Linked DNA regions of Homo sapiens: regions 1 and 2 are each linked to region 3. The links are chromatin loops, found by intact Hi-C in ENCODE. Cell type or tissue: chondrocyte. All regions are shown on one strand.

Region 1 (8,000 bases), 600 kb before region 3:
GACCCTGTCTCAAGAAAGAGAAAAAAGTTACCATCACTGGAAGGGGCTTCCAGGGAAAAAGTACTCAGATGACCCATTTTACCCTTTTAAATTTAAATACAGATGATCATGATAACTAACATCTAATGAGCAAAATAATATGTTCTAGAATGGTTCTATGTGTTTTTCCATGTATAATCTTTGGAAATTATCTAGGCAACTTTATCTCTAGATAGTAAAAAACCTAGATAGGTTTATTATTATCTCTGTCTTGCAGACAAGGAAATGCAGGCACAGAGAGTTTAGCAATGTGCCCAGGGCCACTCATTATATTCCACGGTACTCATGATATTCCTGAGTACTTGTGTGGCTCTGAGAAACTCTGTTTCTCTGTGTCTTTTTAAAACATCCACAATTTTCCTTTAGGGCTCACGGGAAGAACAGTACCTTTAAGGTATTTCTATACTCGTGGTAAAATTTCTGCTTATATGACCAGATTAATAAAAGCCGTTATCTTAGAAGGCAAACTGTATAGAAAAGTTCATCTGAATTCAGCTTTTCCCTGACCACTTTTATTGACATTACTCAGTTGACCCGTCTGTTTCCCAATTTAGCTTCCCTCAAGATTGTGGGAAATTTCTGATTTTTCTCAGGAACAATTGTGGATATGACTTTTTTGTGCACCACTGTTTCTGAAACTTCTGCCCACATTTAATGCCACTTCCTTATTAGGAATTATAATTATTAATGTCACTGTCTTACTATTGTCCCTAATTTGTCTCTAGAATTGAGACAAAACTAGAAAGCCTGCCATAGTTTCATTTCACTTACCAGACCAGTCCCTGGCTTTCTTCTTTGCCCATGCTGGTATATGACATTGAGCAATAATACACACTAAAATAATCCCCCATATTTTCTGTTTTTTAAATACCAATAATATGCACCTTCCTGTAGCGTATTTTTAGTGTTCTCAAATGTATTGAAGTATGGAAATCATCTGTGATCTACATACTGAACAAACAATATTAGTATTGCTTAATGTTTCCCTTCATAGACTTTTTTCTGAGGCCCCCATTCAGACTACAGCATTAAAGAAAAGCTAATGTCAATCAAAATTCAAGTGAATTATAACTAGCAGTGTGTGAGCAGTATAATCGATTAGATCAATCTGAAAAGATACAATTATGAAAGCAGAATTGTGTCTGCTTCTCTAGTGGGCATGTCTAATTATTTTTATTTGCATGGAATATTAGTCAGACATTTAATAATTAAATATAGATTCACTTATAGAACAGCAATGCAAACAATAGCTAATATTTATTGACCACTTACTATGTGCCCAGCAGCGTGCTAAGCATTCAGTTTGCATGATTATCATCTAATACCTCCCAAACTCTATAACCTATATCATATATATATATATACATATATAAATAGTCCATATGCTAGTTGATACGCTGATTGATAGATGGCAGAACATATTCCCATTATATAGACTGAACAGATGTTTCATTGATATGGTTTTATGAGGGCTATGAAAATTTATCTCGTCGCCCTACATTAACATGCAGTTTTCGCACTTATCACCTATTTCATGTAGAAAATATCTTTTGTTCTCTAAGGGTTAGATCATTTATTCCAGCGAGTTCTATCAGGAAAATTAGCCTGACATTTAGCAGTCTTTAGCAAGAGTCAAAATTTACCAGAATGAACCGTAAGGAGAGATTAGAGGAGGAAAGGATTGTACCTGGGGCTTAGGATCTTTATCAGTTCAAACAACAGCCAACAAAAAGACAGTATTAGGTTGGAAGAGGCATAATTGGGAGTACAAAAGAAGGAAAAAGAAAAAAAGAGTCACAACTTTGGATTAGAATCATAATATTGGCTAAAGGCAGATATAATTTCCATTTCACACAAAGGGAAATTAAGAGATCAATAACCACACAAAGTTACACAGGTGGTAAAGCCTGGAATCAAATTCCAGGAGCCTGGTTCCAAATCCTTTCTACCATTTTTAAAAAATTATTATTATATAAGAGTGCTGCCTGGATCCGTTGTGTTTTTTCACTGCAAAAGGTGAGATGACTTCCTAAACCCTTCTTTAATCAGCCTAAATCTATGTTTTCTCATGTCTTTTGAGGTTCATGGCTAGCATTGGGTAAAAGCAGTTAGGAAGAAAAGCTAAAGCAGTATAGCCTAGTAACGAAATCTATGGACTCTGGATTCTAAACTTTTTGAGTTTCAAATTCCAGCTTTATCACTTACTGACTTTTCTTTTGGACAAGTTACTTGAACTCCTGCATAGCTTTCCTTATCTGTAAAATGAGCACAATAAGAATGCTACTCTCATGGAGCTTTTTTAAAGGAAAAAGTAATACAAACTGCAAAGCATGCAGAAGAATCCTTTTCACACGGGGAATGCTCAAGTCATGTTGCAAGGTATTTCAACATAAATGGTAAGACACTGTTAGGACTGGGCATGGAGATGAAAATCACAAAGGCAATGAGGATAGAAATCCTCTAAAATAGACAAAAATGGCTTCATGAAAGTGACAGAAGAAACAGAGGAGATGCAGAGGTATGTGTTGGCAAGCTGACTGAGCAAATAAGGTGTAAGTGTTAAATAATGAGGAGGAAAAGAATGCAGTTTAACGTGTAGAAATTTCTAGGGAATAGGGAGGAAGCTTGCTTTGCCTACATTTTGGCTGTTTATAGAAGCAGTGGAAGGCAAGAGCTTCACAGAGGAAACTGTAAGAGATGCAAAGACATGGGAAGAGTTTAGAAGAGATGGAAGGAAGCTATAGAAACAGACAGGATTAAACACAGGTTTTCCCTCAGAGGACTGGGCCATGGGGGTTACAAAGAGATAATGGAAAGGAATGTTGAAACAGAATTTTATGGGAGGAAATGAGGATAATAAACTTGCCCTGGGAAAGTGGGTGGGGAGGATAAGAATGAGGAATTATTAGAGGAGAAAGAAGTAGGAAATTATATTTGGCAGAAAAGAGTCAACAACCTATTTTCCATGCTCTGACAGGCTTAAACATAAACCAGGTACGTAGCCAGGGTTAAGAATTCGAGTAGTTGGCCAGGTGTGGTGGCTCACTACTGTAATCTCAGCACTTTGGGAGGCTGAGGCGGGAGGATCACTTGAAGTCAGGAGTTTGAGATCAGCCTGGCCCGCATGGTGAAACCCCACCTCTACTGAAAATACAAAAATTAGCCAGGCATGGTGGTGGGCACCTGTAATTCTAGCTACTTAGGAGGGTGAGGCAGGAGAATCGCTTGAACCCAGCAGACAAATGTTGCAGTGACCCAAGATTGAGCCACTGCACTCCAGCCTGGGTGACAAGAGCGAAACGCTGTCTCAAAACTAACTAAATAAATAAAATAAATTAGTCAGGTGGCAGACAAAGTAGAATTTTTCAGAGGACGTATTAGCGTTGGCTCTCTTCTAAATCTTCATCTCATAGACCCATCTGCTTGACCCAGAAAAGCTCAACACTGCCATGACATACACACACAGACTTAAGGCTTGATCCATGATGTGCATGAGTAGTTAGATGTAGAAATCCTTTTTCTACTTGTGACTGGGTGAAAATTTGGGGTAGGAATGGCTGTTCTCAATTTTTGAAACTGTCTGGGTTCTTTTATAGCTACTCCATTAATTTTAGGGATTCTGACAAGAGTATGGTTTTAGAGTAACCTAGTTAAGGAGGTGAGATATTAGCTTTCTAGACCTCACACAAATTAACTGTTTTATTTTATTAATTTTTTTTAAATTTTTTTTTTTTGGAGATGGAGTTTTGCCCTTGTTGCCTAGGCTGGAGTGCAATGGTGCAATCTCGGCTCACTTCAACCTCCACCTCCCGGGTTCAAGTGATTCTCCTGCCTCAGCCTCCCGAGTAGCTGGGATTACAGGCATGCACCACCACACCTGGCTAATTTTGTATTTTTAGTAGAAACGTGGTTTCTCCATGTTGGTCAGGTTGGTCTCGAACTCCCGACCTCAGGTGATCCGCACGTCTCGGCCTCCCAAAGTGCTGGGATTACAGGCGTGAGCCACTGCGCCCAGCAATTTACTGTTTTATTTAAATTTGAGTAGCTCACACAGTGAACTGTTATGACAGTGATCCTACTGAGTGGTAAAAGCCTCTGACCCACAGTGTATATGTAAGTGAAGCAGGAAGACAAATAGGTTATGATTGAAAGAGCTGGGCTGAATATAATATAATATAATATAATATAATATAATATAATATAATATAATATAATATAATATATACTTTTTTTTTTATTTTGAGACAGAGTCTTGCTCTGTCACCCAGGCTGGAGTGCAGTGTCATGATCTTGGCTCACTGAAACTTCTGCCTCCCAGGTTCAAGCAATTCTCCTGCCTCAGCCTTCCAAATAGGCTGGGACTACAGTCACACACCACCATGCCCTGCTAATTTTTGTATTTGTAGTAGAGACGGGGTTTCACCATGTTGGCCAAGCTGGTCTCAAACTCCTGACCTCAAGTGATCTACCCGCCTTGGCCTCCCAAAGTGCTGGGATTACAGGTATAAGCCACAATGCCCAGGCTGAATATATTTTTGTTCAAGGAATTTAGAACATAAGACATTCTAAATAATTTGACCTTTTGTCTGTGAATAATTTGCATATGTTAATATATTAAATATACTTTCCCAAAGACTATTTTAAAAAATATAGCCAACAGATAATAACATATATAACATTTTTACTTCTAGTAATCTTGTACTGTACTCATTCAATAAAAACCTTTTTTTTTTTTTTTTTTTGCAGAACTTCCAAATTTATAGAGACATAGACTCTACAGATAAAGGATGAAATGGACTCTATAGTGAAGGTCTTTGGTGTACATGTTAAATATGTGAGATTTAAAAATCTTGGACTGATAGGGTCATTTTTATATTAGATATTGAACTGAATTTAAATCTCAACTCTAGGTGGCAGTTTACACCATCACTTACTTTAGTTCTTTTAACAAGCAGTAGATTCATTCACAGTTTTTCCATGAATGCATAATTTTGTGTAAAAATTAGTCCCTGGCTCTCGGTATCTGTTAAAAATAGATTTGATTTTAGGAATAAAATCATGGCTTGAGATGCAGGTTTTCCATGTATCTTGTCATTCTTGGTTTCATTAAGCCGACAGAATAAAGCAAAAGAAAATAGATAAAAATGAAGGTTTTAACCGAATTTTTTGGAGAAATATAATATTTTAAAATCATAGCAATAGTTCTACATCAAAGTTGTGCTTCTATCGTGCAGAATAGATCTTAGTATGAATAATTTTTCCATGAATACCCTGATTTTCAGAACTATCAAGGATATTTGAGATTCTGGGTTTTCTGAGATTGTTTAAGCGTATTGATTTAATTGAAGGAAAAACTGTCCTACAGAAAAGGAAAATGACTCATAGCTGTGTTTCTTTGCATCTTATTGATGAAAATAGCCAAAGCTGGAGTTTAATTGGGTTGTCAAGGACCAAAATACTCAGGCTGCCCAATTAAAAGCAATATATCGGCAGGGCGTGGTGGCTCACGCCTGTAATCGTAGCACTTTGGGAGGTCAAGACGGGCGGATCACCTGAGGTCAAGAGTTCGAGACCAGCCTGACCAACACGGAGAAACCTCATCTCTACCAAAAATACAAAATTAGCCGGGTGTGGTGGCACATGCCTGTAATCCCAGCTACTCGGGAGGCTGAGGCAGGAGAATCTCTTGAACCTGGCAGGCAGAGGTTCTGGTGAGCCGAGATCATGCCATTGCATTCCAGCATGGGCAACAAAAGCAGAACTCCATCTCAAAAAAAAAAAAAAAAAAAAAAAAAAAAAAAAAAAAAAGCATATATCAGGCCAGGCGTGGTGGCTCATGCCTGTAATCCCAGCACTTTGGGAGGCCTAGGTGGGCGGATCACTGGAGGTCAGGAGTTTGAGACCAGCCTGGCCAACATGGTGAAACCTGTCTCTACTAAAAATACAAAAAGTAGGTAGGCGCAGTGGCGGGTGTCTCAAAAACAAACAAACAAACAAACAAAAACTCCCCCACCACATACCCCAACAGTCCTGCATGAGGCATTTTGTCCTGATTCATATTTGCAAGAGCCCCAACGATAGGATACACAGAACAACTCCTGGGCACTTATCACATAAAAAACTTGCTACACTTCACAGTTCTTTCATTGTTTCAGTTCTAGCAGGAGAAAAATGCATAAAGGATTTAAATTTTGTCCTAAAATTAGATTTTCTTTAAATTGGGGGTAATAACTGTGTTGTGAGCATGAAATAAGATTATGTTTGCATACAGTGACTGGCACCTGGCATTCTGCATATTAGTTATTCTTATTCTTACTATTCTTATTTTTATTAATAAGAAATGTTAACTACAATCCCAAAGAGACTGGCCAATGTGGCAAACTCATGAGCAGCTTTTATTTAGGGAGTTGCATGCCTTCGGCTCCCCTGGGCCTATCCCTGTCTCCATACTCGCCTATGTGTAAAAGGAACATAGGAAAAAGCCATATGGCATGGGCGTAGGGGGTGAGGATATTAGTCACTGGAGTGTGAAAATTAACAATTTCCAAAATGTGTCTAATTGTTTATAAAAATGAATACAAAATTATATTTGGCAAAACTTGGAATCATTTCTGCATTTCTCCTTGATATATATGTGTGTGTTATGTGTATGTATATATATATGTGCATATATAATATAAATGCATATATATTTATAATATGTGTGGATGGAGAGAGAGGTATACATTTTAATGTCATCACCATCTGCACTCTCAATTTATTGAATGATATTCTTCAGGATTTATGTAGAAGTCAAAGGTACCAACCCTATTAATAGAATGTAATCTCTCATTTCACTCAAGTTCCATTTATAAATTATTCACATAAATATGTCTAAATAAAAACATCTTTGGCCAGGCGTGGTGGCTCACGCCTGTAATCCCAGCACTTTGGGAGGCCGAGACGGGTGGATCACCTGAGGTTGGGAGTTCAAGACCAGCCTGACCAACACAGAGAAACCCCATCTCTACTAAAAATACAAAAGTAGCCAGGCGTGGTGGCACCTGCCTGTAATCCCAGCTACTTGGGAAGCTGAGGCAGGAGAACTGCTTGAACCCGGGAGGCGGAGGTTGCGGTCAGCCGAGATCGCGCCATTGCCCTCCAGCCTGGGCAACAAGAGCGAAACTCCGTCTAAAAAGAAAAAAAAATTCTCTATCTTACAACAGAATTGATCCCCTATGGCATAGTTCCCTAACAGGCGTGCCACATAGGAATAAGTAATAGCTATATTAACGTGTTCATCCTTGAAGGCCTCAGGGCTCCTAGGTGGGGCCGTAGCAGTTGTGCATGGGGCCAGTTGCCCTCAACAGTTAAAAGCCTCATCTATTTAACCCAATGTGCTATAAAAATATTCTTCTATGCATAGCCTCATGTGAAAAAAGTTGGAGAGAACTATTCTAGCATTGCCAGGTATTCTCATTATCAAGGTCTGAATATGTTCCCCCATTGCCTGTCGAGCAAAGGCCAAACTTCTTATGGTGCTATTCAAGTCCCTACAGCACCTGGTTCCAGGCTGCCCTTGCAGGTCTATTTGTCATCAATATCCTTCCACAACCCACATAGGGATGCCGTGTTTCCACCTCATTTCCAAATGCCCAAATCCTACATGGTTCAAATGCAACTGTCTCTACACAGTCCTGATTCCTCCAACCGGAATGAATCCCCTCCTTTTCTAGAGCATTTGTCACTCTGTATGGCTATTCTCATGTTCTACAATAATTTAAATCTTGGTGTTAACTAGGATTAAGCTCAGCTACATGTAACTGAAAATTATCCAAAATAATAATAGCTTAAACACATATATTCTTTTCTCTTTCACATATTGAAGTCCTGAAGGAGGCAGCTGAAAGCTGTTTCACTGCTTCATGGTGTCATCAACTTAGGTTCTTCTGTCCTGTTGCCCTGCCGTCCTTGGCACATGG
Region 2 (8,000 bases), 860 kb before region 3:
GTAGACACATACAACCTAATCAGGAAGAAATTGTAAATCTATATAAATCAATAATGAGTGAGAAGACTGGATCAGTAATTAAAAGTCTCCCATCATAGAAATGTCCAGCACTAGATGGTTTCCTGGCTGAATTCTACCAAACATTTAAAGAATTATTACCAATCCTTCTTAATGTCTTCAAAAAAAGTTGAAAAGAAGGCAATACTTCCAAACTAATTTTTTAGGCCAACTTCACCCTGATACCAAAGCCAGAAAATGTCACTGCAAGATAAGAAAACCATAGAATAATATCACTGATTAACATAGATGTGAAAAATCCTCAACAAAATACTAGCAAACCATATTCAATAGTACATTATAAGATTCATTCACCATGATCAAGTGGGATTTATCCCTAGAATGAAAGAATGGTTCAAGATAGATCAAAAAATGATATTCCTCATATTAACAGAATGAAGAACAAAATTCATAGAAAAAGCATTTGACAAAATTCAACATCCTTTCACAGTAAAAACTCTCATTGAATTAGGTATAGACGGAATGTCCTCAACACAATAAAGTTCTTATGTGACAGTCCCACAGACAACATCACACTGAATGGTGAAAAGTTGAAAGATTTTCCTCCAAGATGAGGAACAAAATAAAGATACTCACTGTCACCACTTCTGCTCAACACAGTACTGTAAGTCCCAGCCAGAGCAATTAGGAAAAAAAAAATCCATATAGAAAAGGAAGTATAATTGTTTGTTTGCTAACAACACGATCTCATATATAGAAAATCCTAACGATTTCACTAAAAAACTTAGAACTGATAAAGGAATTCAGTAAAGTTGAGTTCACAAACTCAGCTTACAAAAAAACAGTAGTGTTTCTATCAATAACACGAACTACCTGAAAAAGAAATTCTCCCATTTACAATAGCACAACAAAAGATACTTAGGAGTAAACTTAACCCAGGAGGTAAAAATCTACACTGAAAACTATAAAATATTGATGAAGGAAATTAAAGAAGACACAAATAAGTGGAAGGATATCCTATATTCACGAATTAGAAGAATCAATAGTCTAAAAATGCCTATATTACACAAAGCAATCTACAGATTGAACACAATCTCTATCAAAATTCAAATGGCATTTTTCACAAAAATAGAAAAATACAAAAATTTATATAGAACCAAAATAGACCTTGATAGATAAAGCAATCTTGAACAAGAAGAAAAAATCTAGAGGCATCGTTCTGTATTACAAAGCTGTAGTAATCAAAACAGTACGGTACCAGGATAAAAACAGACACATTCATAAATGGAACAGAATAGAGAACTAATAATAAATCCATGTATCTACAGTCACCTAGTCTTTGAGAAAGGTGCCAAGAACACACAATAGGAAAAGGACAATCTCTTCTATAAATGATGCTGGGGAAACAATATCCATATGCAAATAAAATGAAACTAGATGATTGTCTTACACCACACACATAAATCAACTGAAAAATACCTGAATATTTAAACATAAAACCTGAAACTGTAACACTCCTAAAGAAAAACACAGGAGAAAAACTCTATGACATTTGTCTTAGTTATTATTATTATTATTATTATTATTATTATTATTTGTTTTTTACACTTACTGAATTAGAAAAGCCAAAGCCATTGGAAATTATTTTTTGGATGTAATACCAAAAGCACAGGCAACAAAAACAAACTACATCAAACTAAAATGTTTCTGCACAGAAAAGGAAACAATCAACAAAAAGAAAAGGCAACCTACAGAATGGAAGAAAATATTTACAGACCATATATCTAATAAAGGGTTAATATCCAAAATATATAAGAAATAGCAATAATAACCTGATTGAAAATGGGCAAAGGACATAAATAGACATTTTTCCAAAGGAGGCATACAAATGGCCAATAGGTATATGAAAAGGTACTCAATATTTCTAATCAATAGGGAAATGCAAATCAAAACTACAATGAAATATTACCACATACCTGTTAGGACAGGTATTGTCAAAAATTCAAAAGATAAGGTCCAGCTCAGTGGTTCGCAACTGTAATCCCAGCACTTCTGGGAGGCCAAGGCAGGAGGGTCACTTGAGGCCAGAGTTCAAGACCAGCTTGATCAACATAGTAAGACCCCGTCTCCATGGAAAAAATATATATATATATTAGCCAGGCACGGTGGCATGTGGCATATGTCTGTAGTCTCAGCTACTCAGGAGGCTGAACCCAGGAGTTCAACGCTACAGTGAGCTATGTTTGTACCACTGCACTTTAGCCTGGGTGACAAAAAAAAAAAAATTAAAAGACAATGTTGGCAAGGATGTAGAAAAATGGAAACCCTTAGACATTATTTGTGGGAATGAGAAAATGAGAGTTGATACAACCACTATGGAAAACAGTATGGAGGGTCCTCAAAAAATTAAAATTAAAACTACCATATGATCCAGCAATCCCACTTCTGGGTGCATATCAAAGGAAATAAAATTGCTCTTTCCAAAAGATATCTGCATTCCCATGTTCATTGCAGCATTATTCACAGTAGTCAAAATATGACATCAACCTATGTGTCCATTGCTAGATGAACGGATAAAGAAAATATGGCATGTATAAACACATACACACACACACACACACACACGTACAATGGAATATTATTATTAGACTTAAATAAGAAGGAAATTCTGTCATTTGAGACAACACGGATGAACCTGGAGGATGTTATGCTAAATGAAATAAGCCGGGTACACAAGGACAAATACTGCATGATCTCATTTACAGGTGAAATGTTAAAAAGTCAAACTCATAGAAACAGAAGTAGAGTGGTGGTTGGCAGGGATGGAGGGCTGGGGAAAATCGGAAGATGTTGGTTAAAGGGTACAAACTTTCCGTTATAAGTTGAATAATTCCTGCAGAGACCTAGTGTACAGTATGGTGACTATACTTAATAATAATGTATTATATATTTGCTATTTGCTAAGAGAATAGACGTTAAGTGTTCTCACCACAAAGATAACTATGTGAGGTGATGGATATGTTAATTAGCTTGATTGTGGTAATCATTCCACAATGTGTACCTGTATCAAAACATCACATTGTATACGGTAAATATATACAATTTTATTTGTTAATTATACCTCAATAAAGCTGCCAAAAATAAAAATAAAATACAATAAATGATAAGAAATAGTATACTTTACTAAAAGTAAATGAAAGAAAACACAAGGTAGAGCATGTAATAAGAGTGAATACTTATTGAGCACTTACGGTGTGCTAATTTGTGTGTGTGTGCGTAAAATTTCACTTCATCCTCATAACAACCTATGAAGCTAAAAACAAAAAGTTAATTATGCCCAAGCTCATACAGCTGAAAAGAAGCAGAACTGGAATGACCCATCCACCTGGCTTCAAACCTCACGGTGCTATTGCCTCTCATAGGTACCCATTTCTCTCCGGCAGCCAGTTCATTGAAATAGGAAAAAGGTCACAATAAACTAAGTATCCGTTTCTGCTTAAGACCTGTCTATTTTGCAGCTAACACACTCAACTCTTTTATTTGGAGCACAATTTAAATCTATAAAATATCTTAAAGCTGGGAAATGTCACAGTTCAAAACGTGTGTTGAATGAAAGGAGAAAAAGCACTCATCCAACATTGCTTCTGCTGATTTGCAGTTTACAAGTACAGCCTGCTGCACTAAACAATGTGCTGTGGATAACTAAGCATCTTGTGTTCCAACCTGATAAGATGTAGATGAAAATGAATGAGAGGCATGTGAATAAGAAAAGTCCACAGGGCCTTGTAGTAATATATTACCTGACACATGGAACATCTAATAAACATTTGCTGAATGGAAAAAGGAGCCCGAGGAATGGGACAACAGACATGAGTTGTTAGAAGTATTGAAGTATTGATAGCATTATTTATGTATTAAGGAGAGTCCTGCTTGGACAGCAATAATTCCTATTGGCAATACTTTGTATTGATGTTATAGTTTCATTAAATGCAAACACTATTTATATAACTAATAAATCAAAACCTATAGTTTAACACGAAAAAATGATGAGTGAGAAAGCCCTTCATATTCAATGTTGCTCACAATGCCAGTCTGTCAGGAAGATAGAAACGTTATGGAAGCAGCTTCTGCCTTTAAGAAATTACATCCTGTCACATTCTGTAGCAATAACAGGCTGCACTGAGATGCAAGAGACAAGGACTCTGAACCAGGTGCTTTGCTAATTTCTGAACTTCTCTGGACCTCTGGTTTCTCATCCACAAAAATGAGGGGCAGTATCTCTGAAACAAACTGACAATCTACATCGATTTTCCTGCCTTCTTCTTTACGGTCAATTTCCTACTGTCATGAAGCATTCATTACTGAGGGAAAAAACATAGTTGAAGTTGTTTAACTACACCAGTTTGTGAAACACATTGAGATTTTAGAAACCTAAAAAATATTAAATTGCTGGGGATAGAGGAAGAGAGAGAAGATTGTGATTATTAGAATGCCGGGAATGTTCTTGTTCTTTTAGGATGAAAATTGAGTATCTCTAGAAGGTTCTGTGAACCTGTGGTAGAAACTGGTGGTTCACAAAATTTAGGTTTCGACTGGAGTGCAGTTTTTATTACAGACAGGCAGCACTTAAATTGAGGGGACTTTTTCAAGCTGGTCCTTTTGGAGTTTGCTCACAAGAGGGCAGTGCTGTTTAACAGTTGCAGCCTTCAAGTGGGCAAGGAGAAGAAGGCTGGCTGGCTACCCAATTGTTCTAGCTCCACACAGGTAAAGCTAAAGAATTTTGTTTGGTACACGACCACAGTATAGGGAAATCTTAGCAAAAGGTACTTTTTGTCTTCTCAGAAGATAGAGTAATCCTGGCTTAAAAAATAGACAAAAATTTCGTTTCAACCCTGGAAATGATGACAAATGATGTTGGTTAGTGACAAGATGAAGTTGGGTTAACAAAATCCTTTTGCTGATCGAATGCATTTTGCACTTTATAGGAACATTTGAAAACTGTGAAATTCACCAGACACACGTAATGCTTAGTACACAATACCCCTGGGACATGAAAGTATCTTCAGGGTATAGCCGAGATGTATTTTATGGAAGCAATTTTTAAAATTTAATTTATTATATAGAGATGGGGTCTTGCTATGTTGCTCAAGCTGGTCTCAAATTTCTGGCATCAAGCAATCCTCCCGCCTTGGCCTCTCAACATGCTGGGATCACAGGCATGAGGCACTGCACCCAGCCTGGAAGCAACTTATACCTTATAACAGTCTATCTGGATAACATGAAAGTTACTAATCAAATTTAGGAGTTACAATGACTAATCTGAAAAATAAGATATTTTCCAAAATGATCTGGAAATGAATGCTTTGTGTACCTCTCTTAATTTGTACTAGCACGATTGTCTCATTGATAACACTACAAAGATGTATATGCATACTCTACCTCCTCTAAAGAGATTAAACTCAATTTTAGAAGTGTAAGTTCAAGTTTTGAGGAGTTACAAAAAAATTATCTACGAGGGGTTACTGTTCCCACTAAATTCTTCATGCCATAAAAGGCATCTTTTCTGTTAAGCCATATTTGAGAGTGACTTCCTAAGGACTATTTCAATCAAATTGAAAGTTCATTCTTGGACAAAATAAAATGTGCTCACAAGCAATGAACAATCCAAATATTAAATTAAGAAAACAACTCCATTTACAATAGCATCAAAAAATTCTTAGTATTTAACAAAGGAACTATATAGGCTTACACACTGAAAACTACAAAACACCAATGAAAGAAACTGAAGAAGACCTATTTATTATAGGAAAATATCTCAAATTTATGGATTGGAAGATACTGCTAAGATCTTCCAAATTTGTTAAGATGGTAATACTTAAATTGATTTACAGATTCAACACAGTTCCTATCAAAATCTTAGCTGGCTTTTTTTTTTGGATATTGACAACCTAATTCTAAGATTTATATGGAAATGCAAAAAACACAGAATAGCCAAAACAATCTTGATAAAGAAGAACCAAGTTGGAGATTTTGCACTTCCTGATTTTAAAATGTACTCCAAAGCTATAGTAATTAATACTATGTGGTACTGGTATAAGTGTAGACGTATAGACCAATAGAATAGAAGTGAAAGTCCAGAAATAAATTCACACATTTATGGTCAGTTGATTCTTGACAAGGATGCTAAGACAAGGAATAAGAATGTTAATGGTGCTGAGATGATATTCACAAGCAAATGAATGCATTTGGATCTTTACTTCACATCATATACAAAAATTAACTCAAAATGAATCAAAATGTAAAACCCAAATTTAAGAGGTAAAACTCCAAAACTCTTACAAGAAAATATAGGTGTAAATGTTTGTGACTTTGAATTAGGCAATTTATTTTTTAAATGACACCCAAATCACAAGCAACAAGAGGGAAAAATACATAAAGTGGACTTCATCAAAATTTAAAGGTTTTGGAAGCAAAGCTAACAAATGCTTGGGGATTTTTACAAAAGTATTAATGTGTGTATTTGTGTGTGTTCCTTATAAATGTAATTTTGTTTGGTGGCGTCTTTTTTTAGTATTTTTATATGACTACTCTGTAATAGTTACTTTAAAAAATTTAATCCACTGAAGTTTTTATTAAGTAGGCAACACCTAGAGACAAGTAGCCATGAAAAAATTAAACAGCAAAAATCCCAGTGCGGCAGCAAGCAGACAGTCTCGAATTTCAGCTCTCTTGTCAGGAGGACATTTGTTAGTGATAGACTAGAAAACAACCACAGCAGAAAGGATTTCTGGAAGATGCCCAATCAAGAGGTATCTTTTTTTTTTTTTTTTGTCTGAAGGCTGAGATTTATAAAATTTTCACCCACCAGAATTTTGAACCAGCAATTTTGCAGATGTCCTTCACTGAGTGCCCTGGCATTGGGAAAGCCCCTCTTCTTACAGTTCCCTTGTTTATAGCTTTGCAAAGTAACAGTGATCAACACAAACAGCCAGGGCAGGTGAAATCTAGCCAATAATGCCTTCCTAATGAAAACTAAAAGGTCTTGTTTGTATTTCAACATCTCTAGTTACTGCAAACCAGACCTCGAGTCTTCCCCAGTGAAAGAGGTTGTTGACCTGGTAGTGAAGGAAGCACAGAAGCAAATCAGAAGACAATGTAGAATCAAGTAAGAGTTGAAAAGAAATTAGTCTACAGCAAGACAGAATCCCTCTCTTAGTCTCTATTCCAACTGGATTTTTAAAGTATATTTTTCTTCAAGTATAAGATACATAAAGTACATAAATTATAAGGGTACAGATTGAGGAATTTTCTCAAATCAAATACTCCCCTATGACCACTATATTGATCCAGATATAGACCATATCCAGTACTCCAGAAGCCTCTGTCATGGCTCATCTCAGGCATTAGTTCTCCATAGGCAGCCACAAGTCCAGTTTCTATCTTCATCAGCCAGTTTTACCTTCCTTCAAACTTGAAATAGTCACACACGACACACTCTTTTGTGTCTGCCTAAGATTCCTTCATGTTCACTGTGGCAAGTGTAGTCATTGTATGAAAATATCACGATGAATGTCTTCATACTCCTAATGAAGAATATTTACTCATCTCAGAAGAGCCAAAGGTACTAGAGCTGACCTAGACTTTCTATTAAAATAAAAGCAGTGTTCCTCTAGAATGACAGAGCAGCCCTGATTTAGCAAGCTTTCACATCCAGGGTTGGTACATTTAAAAAGCATTTCTTTCATTTTTAGTTTCCAGAGATTTCAAATGTATTGGATCAAGTCATTCTTAATATATTTTTTCTCACTTTAATGCCTATGGAATGTGCAGTAATATACTTTCTTCAGCCCAGAAATTGGTGAATTTTACTAGTTTTATCTTAAACAACTTTTGACCTTGTTGATTTTCTCTATTATATGTCGGTTTTCACTTTCACTAATGACTGCTCTTATCTTTAATGTTTTTTCTTGATTAATTTTGTG
Region 3 (8,000 bases):
GGCCTGATGTGGCGGGTTGAATTTCTATGTTGAACTAAGGAATCGCATGGGGTTCTATGGCTATACTTCTCCCCCCTAACTGGGCAAGGCGAGGAAACCTGAATAACAACCCCTATACAAGAGCATTTACCTTAGCATAGAGACAAATTGCACTGTTTGTTGTTCTCTCATTTCTTTTGTTTAACCATGATAATACTTACCTTTTTAGCTTCAAGATTTATAAATTCCAAGCAATTCATTTAAAGCATTTTTTTAAAAGCTTGAACTTAAAATTTTGTATAATGTGTTCTCTAGCTACTGAATATTCTACTGGTCTAATCTAAGTTATATTATAAATTTTGTGGAAAATAAGCAGAAGCCATTTGATTCAGAATGCCTTTGCTAAGCTCTATGATTAGCAATGTATTTCCTATGATTTTGGGTTATATAAATTTAAATTTGCATTAATATCTGGAACAACATTTGGGTAAATATTTTTCCCATAGTTTTTAAACAATACCTAACTACCAGAACTATCTTGCATGAAGCACAAAATTTCTGTAGTGGTTTGACTACAGATCTATTACTAGGGTGATAGCCAAACTTGTAGTATTATTATTGCAGCTTTGAGGTGTATAAGATGTTTCTTTAAAACCTCAAGGTTTTAAAACATTCAGAATAAACTATATCAACCCACACATTAACAAACATTTAAATGTCAAATAAGCAGAATATCCTTTAATTTCTAACCATCCCTTTGCAAAACCCATTCCAATGTTGGTTTCTATAAAATATACTGGGGCCTTGTTAGTTTATACATACAGGATATATGTATATGTATATATATATATATATATATATATATGTAAGCTTAGAATTATGTAGCAACTGCTGCACAGATTGGAACAGTCTATGTATGTCTTTCGCTATAATTTATTAAAAGAAATTTCAATTCAATAAGTATTTGTTCTATTTGTAGCTTATTGAAGGGTATACAATCTCTGTCTCATGGAAAAAGAGATAATTTAGGAGAACACTCCTGAATCTTTTACTATGGAATATTATACAGGATCTTTCATTAGGACCATTCTAAATTAATATTTACCATATTATTAAATATGCAAGATAAAAAACACTGAAAAATAATATTGTATATGTGACAATGGCAAAGCTAACTGTAACCTGTCTAGTGCTCATTATTCTCGTCTGTGAAATGGGGATAATAGTAAAGCTGTGTATTCAAAGAGAAAGTCCATCCAAAAGTCATAGCTAGCGCTCAGCATATGTTGCTCATTTTAAAGTGCCATCATTCTTATTTATATTTTTGTTTTCCAGTTGACTGCGTATTGTGAAGAGCAAGCAACAAAGTCTAAAATTAGTATATCAATCTAGTGAAAATACTTAGAACTTGTTTTATATGGTGTTCTCCTGTCATGTTCTATTTCCTAATTATGTTTTATTTTAGATGAAATACACTATGATAATTTTTAACCTAATTCATTCAACCATTATAGCAGAGAGGTAGCTTGGAAATTTGTTTGTCACAGGGACATCCCACCATGTGAGAATAAAAATTGGGCCGGGCGCAGTGGCTCACACCTGTAATCCCAGAACTTTGGGAGGCCGAGGCGGGTGGATCACCTGAGGTTGGGAGTTCGAGACCAGCCTGACCAATATAGAGAAACCTCCTCTCTACTAAAAATACAAAATTAGCTGGGCGTGGTGGCACATACCTGTAATACCAGCTACTCAGGAGGCTGAGGCAGGAGAATCGCTTGAACCCGGGAGGCGAAAGTTGCAATGAGCCGAGATCACGCCATTGCACTCCAGCCTGGGCAACAAGAGCAAAATTCTGTCTCAAAAAAATAAATAAATAAATAAAATAAAATAAAATTTGGCTATAGATTGATTCTCAGGAGTTCGCAAACTTTCTGTTAGGGGCAGATAATAAATATTTGAGATTTTGCAGCCTGTACTATCTCTGTGGCATTCAATTCTGACTTTTTAGTGCAAAAGCAGCTATACACAGTAAGTCAATGAATGAGAGTGGCTGTGTTCCAATTAATTTTATTTGTAAACACTGAAATTTGAATTTCATATATTTTTATGTCACAAAATATTTTCCTTTAAAAAATTGTTTTCCCAACCATTAAAAATGTAACAATCATTCTTAGGTTGCAGGCCATAAAAAATTAGGCAGGCTGGATTTGACCCATGAGCCACAGTTTCCTAACTCCTGTTCTGCATAGTTACCTTCATTATAAATATTTTCAATAATTTCTTATACTTTTGATTGTACAAAGAGGTATGGCTTCAAATTACAGACTGATATCTCAGAGCTGTGCTTAAAGTATTGAGAAGCATTCTGTAATGCTGATGGTTTTCTCAATATTGGCTAATTCTATAAACAGATACTATGAGTTCTGCCAGAAATAGAAATTCTAATGACAGTCTAATTAAATAGAAGCCATGGAGAAGAATTATTACATTTTCTTATGCCAAATTATAAATGTCTTCAATTAATGCACAGATATTTATTTATTTATGTATATGTAAAAAGTGGATTTTCTGACAGCCTCAGGCTCCTCTTTGTGGTAGAACCTTCTGTTTCTCTAATTAGTTGTGCCTTAATGGCCAGTAATTGTCTTTTATAATGCACAGGGAACCTAAAAAAAAACTGAAGGAAAAAAAATAGACCATCACAGTCTATCTTTTCAAATCTTTTCTCATGCTGTCAAAAAACAGCTGCCTCTTACTTTTTGTTACTACTTTCTTCAATTAAAAAGTAATCTCAAAATTTATGAATAATACACCCAAACCTCATTAACACTGTTTACAGTTAATTATGATTTAGTATCTCTCTCTGTCTGATATAACCCAATGGGATTTAGTTAATCAAGTACCGAAGATGACTTCATTACCAGGCAGTCTTTACCTGTGAATCAGTAGATTCACAGATTGGAGAGTACAGCCATAGTGAATTTAAGAAAAACAAAAACAAAAACAAAAAAAAATGCTAATTGCCTAGACTCAATAGAATTTTGTATAGCTAAAAGAAAAGGGTGAAATATTAAATTTGGAATTCTTAAGTACAGAATTGTTCCTTAAAAAGAGTGCTGAAATACACACTTTAAGAAAGATGCTTTAGACTTACCTGAAAATACACAAGTGTGTCAAAATATGAAGAAATATATTCAATTACACATATCTCTGTGGAATATATTGACAATTATGAACAAATGTTTTTCTTCACCTTTAAAAACAAAAATATGTAATATTATTTTAACAAAAACTTTTCAGTCTCATCTGTATCAAGGCATACTCCAGAATGAAATGTGTAGAAATAAAATGAAATGCCTATTTTGTAGAAGTCAAATAGAATCAGAATGGAGTGGTTGAGATCATGGACTCTGGAGCTGGACGGTGTGTGTTCTAATTCCTGTTGTACCTGTTAGTGGGTGTGTGACCTTGGCCAAGCTCCTCTGTGGCCTCCATTTTCCTCATTTGTAAGTAAGAATCCCAAGCACGTCTACTCCATAGGTTACTAGATATTGCAACCTCATAATGTTGTAAAGAACAAATGAATGAATATTTACTTTATAAAGCATTCAGAACGATGTTTGTTATACAGTAAGTGCTGTAATTAGTGTTGGTTCCATAATTTAAATTAGAATAAGAGAAACTCGGGAGACTGGCCAAAATTATGCTGTTACTCTTTGTGCTTACCCATGTTTGTAAAGCCAAACTTGGAATCAGTACATTTAGGGAAGTCACATTTTATTAGAATGCTTAGGACCTCAAAACTCACCTATTTTAAAACTCACATATCCAAAGTGCTTCCTGACAAAGGATACTGGATATTTCTCTTTAGGAGCAAAAGTGGTGCCACCATGTGGCAATAACATAAATATAGCTGCCAATCCATTTAGCTTGGCAAGGCTTATATGAGCACATTACATGAATTTTTAAAATGTTTTAACGTTCAATTTTTTTCTAAATTGTATGTACAAAGTATAACTTTATTATTTTTAATTCAGCATTTTAAAATTCCCATAATTTCAGTTCTCATAAAACAAGAGTGGCATTTTCTTTGAAAAAACAGTAATGTAATTTGCCTGTGATTTGAATTTGGCAAAATAAACAAATAATGCCCTTATAACACTGATTTTCAAACTGAGTTCCATGGAGCCTGCATTCCCTGGGGGAAAGGAATAGCGGAGGAAGTGAGTGGATAGAACCTTGGTTCCTCCTCTCCGTCTTTTCTAAAACATTTCCACTTTTGCTGGTTTTATATGTTGGAACTGTTCGTAAGATTTTATTTGAAGAAAATAAGAAAATATCCAGCCGTTTAAAGAAATGTTTTTCTTTTCTAAAAGCCAGTGCAGTCCTATATTAGGAGTTTCAGTGGGGCTTTAAAACTTTATTTTATTTTTTATTTTTTATTTTTTTTTTTGGTAATAAAGATTTACTCAGAACTAGAAAACAGCTAAATTCTGGAGAAGAGGTAAGATGCATTGGTTGAAACCCTATTCCTGTTATGCAGGACTGAAAAGATTAGAGCAGAGAAAAGGCAAAGACATGGTCTGAATCGCAGAAGAAAAGAAGGAAGGTATATCACACATGGCATTTCAGCTTTGTTTCTCCTACTTTTCCCGCATATTTTCATGTATGTTGTTGTCTTAAACATATTAAGCATTGAGGCTTTCAGAAAATATTCAACTGTTTTGTGCTGGCTAAAGGTAATTGTTTCCTGGTGGCAGGAGGCATGAACCAATGAAACTTTTTTTTTTTTTTCTGTCAAAATAGCACATAATGATGTACTTTTTGTAAGCAAGAATTCCTGATAGAAGAGTGGGAACACATTTTTGAAAAAGTTTATTTGCTGAGTAATATGTTTAGAAAGAATGTTGTTAGAGAAGGATATTTGCTAAGAAAAATCATTTATTCAACTAATATTTATTAAACTTACAGTATAAGCTACATAATATACTAGGTTCCGGAGTTATAAGGGAATCCCTTGCCTCAAATATTAGGGTTTCATAATGAGAGGGAAGTTTTGTTAGTCATTTGAAATAGCTATTTGAAATAGTCAAATTTGAAATTTGACTATTTTGTCATATTCATAAATATGTCATATTCACAAATATGACTATTTGTCATATTCAAATATGACAAATAGCTATTTCAAATGACTAACAAAACTTCCCTCTCATTATGAAACCCTATATTTGAGGCAGAGGATTTCCTTATAACTCCAAGTATTTGTCTGTGACCTAGAAGAATATATAAGTTGTAGAAAAAAATACGGGAAAGGGGACGGTTTGCACCATCTTCCTCGTAGTTCCTTTAGAAGTGAATTTACTTTAGATCCCAGAGGAAGAGTATTAGATCTGGCCACAGAAGTAACTCTTTTATATTATTACCTATATTTTCTATTTTAAAACATTAAAATTTTGAATCTTCTCAAGATTTCATTTTTAGGTACATTTATATCAAATTGAATTTTAATCTCAAATTACAAAATAATATGGATTACAAACTAATATATAGGTTCTTAGCTTCTATTACCTTGGAGTCCCATAAATTGGCTTGATTTTGTTTCCGTAGTGCAAGGAGCTGAATAAAGCTTTTACTCAGTTCTTAAATAGTAAAGAACTAGCAAACATTGCGATACTTTAGAACTAAGTGGCCATTACAGATTAGTTAGCAGTTCATGTTTGTGTTATGGTTTGTTATGACTGCTTAATTCAAAAGCATATTTGCAGACAGGGAGTTTGGATTAAGTAAATCAAAATAGTAAAGGCTTTGATTAAGAAGTTAGCTTGCTTTAACTTAAATGTTGATATTTCAAGGCCTACTGATATTTTAGTCATTTGCGGTTATTTTTGTTTCCTGTTCAGACCCCTGGGAAATAAGAGAATAGTAAATCAAAGCCCAGGTTGCTTTTTGCATTTTTTTCCTTTTCATTTATGCCATGTAGTAGTTGACTTTAAGAAACTAAAGACATGGATAACTTGAACAGAATCACTGTGAGGGAGAATTGTATTTCTGGATTAATCAATTTAAATAATTCTTGTTATAAAATGATTCTTTTCATGTTTGATAATTTAGTAATTCTTTTTATTCCACGATAATGTTATCGTAACTAGTGGAAAAGCAGCTAAAAATATCTGCATTACTAAAGTCCAATTTGGGCAGTATTGTTATCAAACTGAGGCTATGTTGTTTGTGTCTAGGGATCGCTAGGGCGTTGCTTCATCAGCCAGAAACCTCTGTGACAGGTGGTGCCTTCTGCCTGAGTATTGCTAGTGCCCGTTTCTTTCCACCCACTCGGCTCAACAGGCTGCACTCGGCTCGTGCTGCCAGCCCAGAACCCACACCTGCCAAGTACGAGCAAGGCGTGGAGCGGTGAGGGGTGTGTGTGTGATTGAGTGCAGGGTCTAGCCACTGCACACAGCTGGGCACACTGGCTGCTGTGGTGGGGCAGGCAGCTCCAGGCAACAACACAGGTGCCAGCTCCATGTGAGGAGGCTGAGGCTGGAGCACATGTACTGCACGCGGCTTCTGCTATGGGCATCCGTGTCTGGATGAGGGGAACATGGTGGCACCCAGAAGCTTGGAGATGCCTGGAACCACTGAACCCCAAAGAGAGTGTCACAGCCCCCTGGCTCAGGGAGCCCCTGGGCCTGGGCTCCCCAAAGGGCCACAGCTCTTCTCCCCTTCTCATCGCCCACAACATGGCAAGCGGGAGGGTGTGTTTCAGCCCTGTTCGTGTTAACAGCTCTTTTAGTCCCACCATTTGATGTGTCCCGAGTTCTTGTTTCATACCCAGGAAGAATGAGGTATGCGGACAGCTGGAGGCTGAGCAAAGCGAAGAGGAGCTTCACTGATTGGCAGAACAGTTCTCAAGAGACCCAAAGTGGGCAGCTCCTTTCTGCAAGCAGGTCATCCTGACGAGTGTCCAGCTCTCAGTGGAGAGGAGACCCACAGTGGTTAGCTCCTTTCTCCAGGCAGGTCATCCCAACACGTGTCCAGCTTTCAGTGGAGAGGAGACCCACAGTGGGTAGCTCCTTCCCCCAGTCAGTAGTCCAGACATCTGTGCAGCCCTCAGTGGAGAGGTGACCTAGAACGGGTAGCTTCTATCGGCAAGCAGGTCGTCCCATCCTCTGCCTCAGTCTGGCTGAGTCCAGGGTCGTTATGCGCTTCAGAGGAGGGGAAGTATGTGCTAATTGGTCCATGGACGGCCATGGGTGGGCCTGGATAAAGCACCATAAGTTCTCACTCTGGTCCACGGAACTGACAGCCTGGCCCCCAGGATTTTGGCTGTCCCTGGCTTGAAGGTGGGGCTTCACCAGGTACCCTCCCCTTTCTGCCCAGGAGCTTGTCTGCCTCCTGCCGCCATCAGTCATGTTGTTCACGGTTCCCAGGCTGTTGCCGAAGGGCGCCTGCAGGCCCCTGTTGAGCTGCCCTCAATCTCCCACTCATGCTCTTTGGTGCCCAAGTCCAAAGGAGGCCAAGACGACAGGGGGCTGGCGTGTCAGTGCTGCCCTGAGCATGCACATACCCAGCCGGGTTGCGACAGTGCCTGGGCTTGGCCTGAACTTTGCTTCAAAATCAGAGCGAGTGCTGGGAGCATGGAGAGGCCAGGCAGCGACAGCAGGCACTTCCAAGCCTGTGGGGAGCAGAGGACCTACCAGGTCCCCGACTGTGCGCAGGGATGCCTGGGTCCATAGCTGCAGCTGCACCCCGGAGGGTGGGGCTTCTGCCCCTCAACTCGAAAGCGGGTGAGGCTCCCGCCTGTTCCCAGCTCCTGCGGGCTCCATGGAGTGGGCAGCCCCCGCCCCCACTGCAGCTGGTGTCATGGCAGCAGCCCTTCTGGACAGGCCAGCCACTGCCATCACATGTTTTCCCATTTTCTATTTTTGGTGATAGCAAATTCAAACTTCTTAATTTACTTTTCCTGAAAAAAGTTGCCTTTCAAGACTACACATTTTAATGAAGAGCCTTCAGTAATAAGCATT

Evidence for each region. Hi-C counts contacts between places; a loop is a spot of excess contacts. Peaks named below come from ENCODE experiments on the same cell type or tissue, not always from the same donor. Only the 100,000 strongest peaks of a DNase experiment are listed, where the experiment ranks them.
Region 1: it touches region 3 in a loop (4-fold over the local background); 2 of 110 quality-filtered maps call a loop at or near these places.
Region 2: it touches region 3 in a loop (3-fold over the local background); 4 of 110 quality-filtered maps call a loop at or near these places.

Annotation. Positions count from the first base shown.
Region 1 is chr7:17,966,641-17,974,640 of GRCh38, forward strand. No RefSeq gene overlaps it. Among named protein-coding and RNA genes, the nearest start is that of SNX13, 30 kb to the left of the region's middle. In chondrocyte, CTCF peaks have their summits at 4,953 (motif pointing right) and 5,152; no DNase peak of the experiment used is centred here.
Region 2 is chr7:17,702,241-17,710,240 of GRCh38, forward strand. No RefSeq gene overlaps it. Among named protein-coding and RNA genes, the nearest start is that of LINC02889, 150 kb to the left of the region's middle. RefSeq lists an enhancer at 4,765-4,814. In chondrocyte, CTCF peaks have their summits at 4,693 (motif pointing right) and 4,920; no DNase peak of the experiment used is centred here.
Region 3 is chr7:18,567,210-18,575,209 of GRCh38, forward strand. The region is part of intron 2 of HDAC9 (histone deacetylase 9); the gene reads left to right. Among named protein-coding and RNA genes, the nearest start is that of HDAC9, 75 kb to the left of the region's middle. RefSeq lists enhancers at 6,484-7,022, 7,023-7,561. In chondrocyte, CTCF peaks have their summits at 3,875 (motif pointing left) and 4,082; a DNase peak (open chromatin) is centred at 7,732.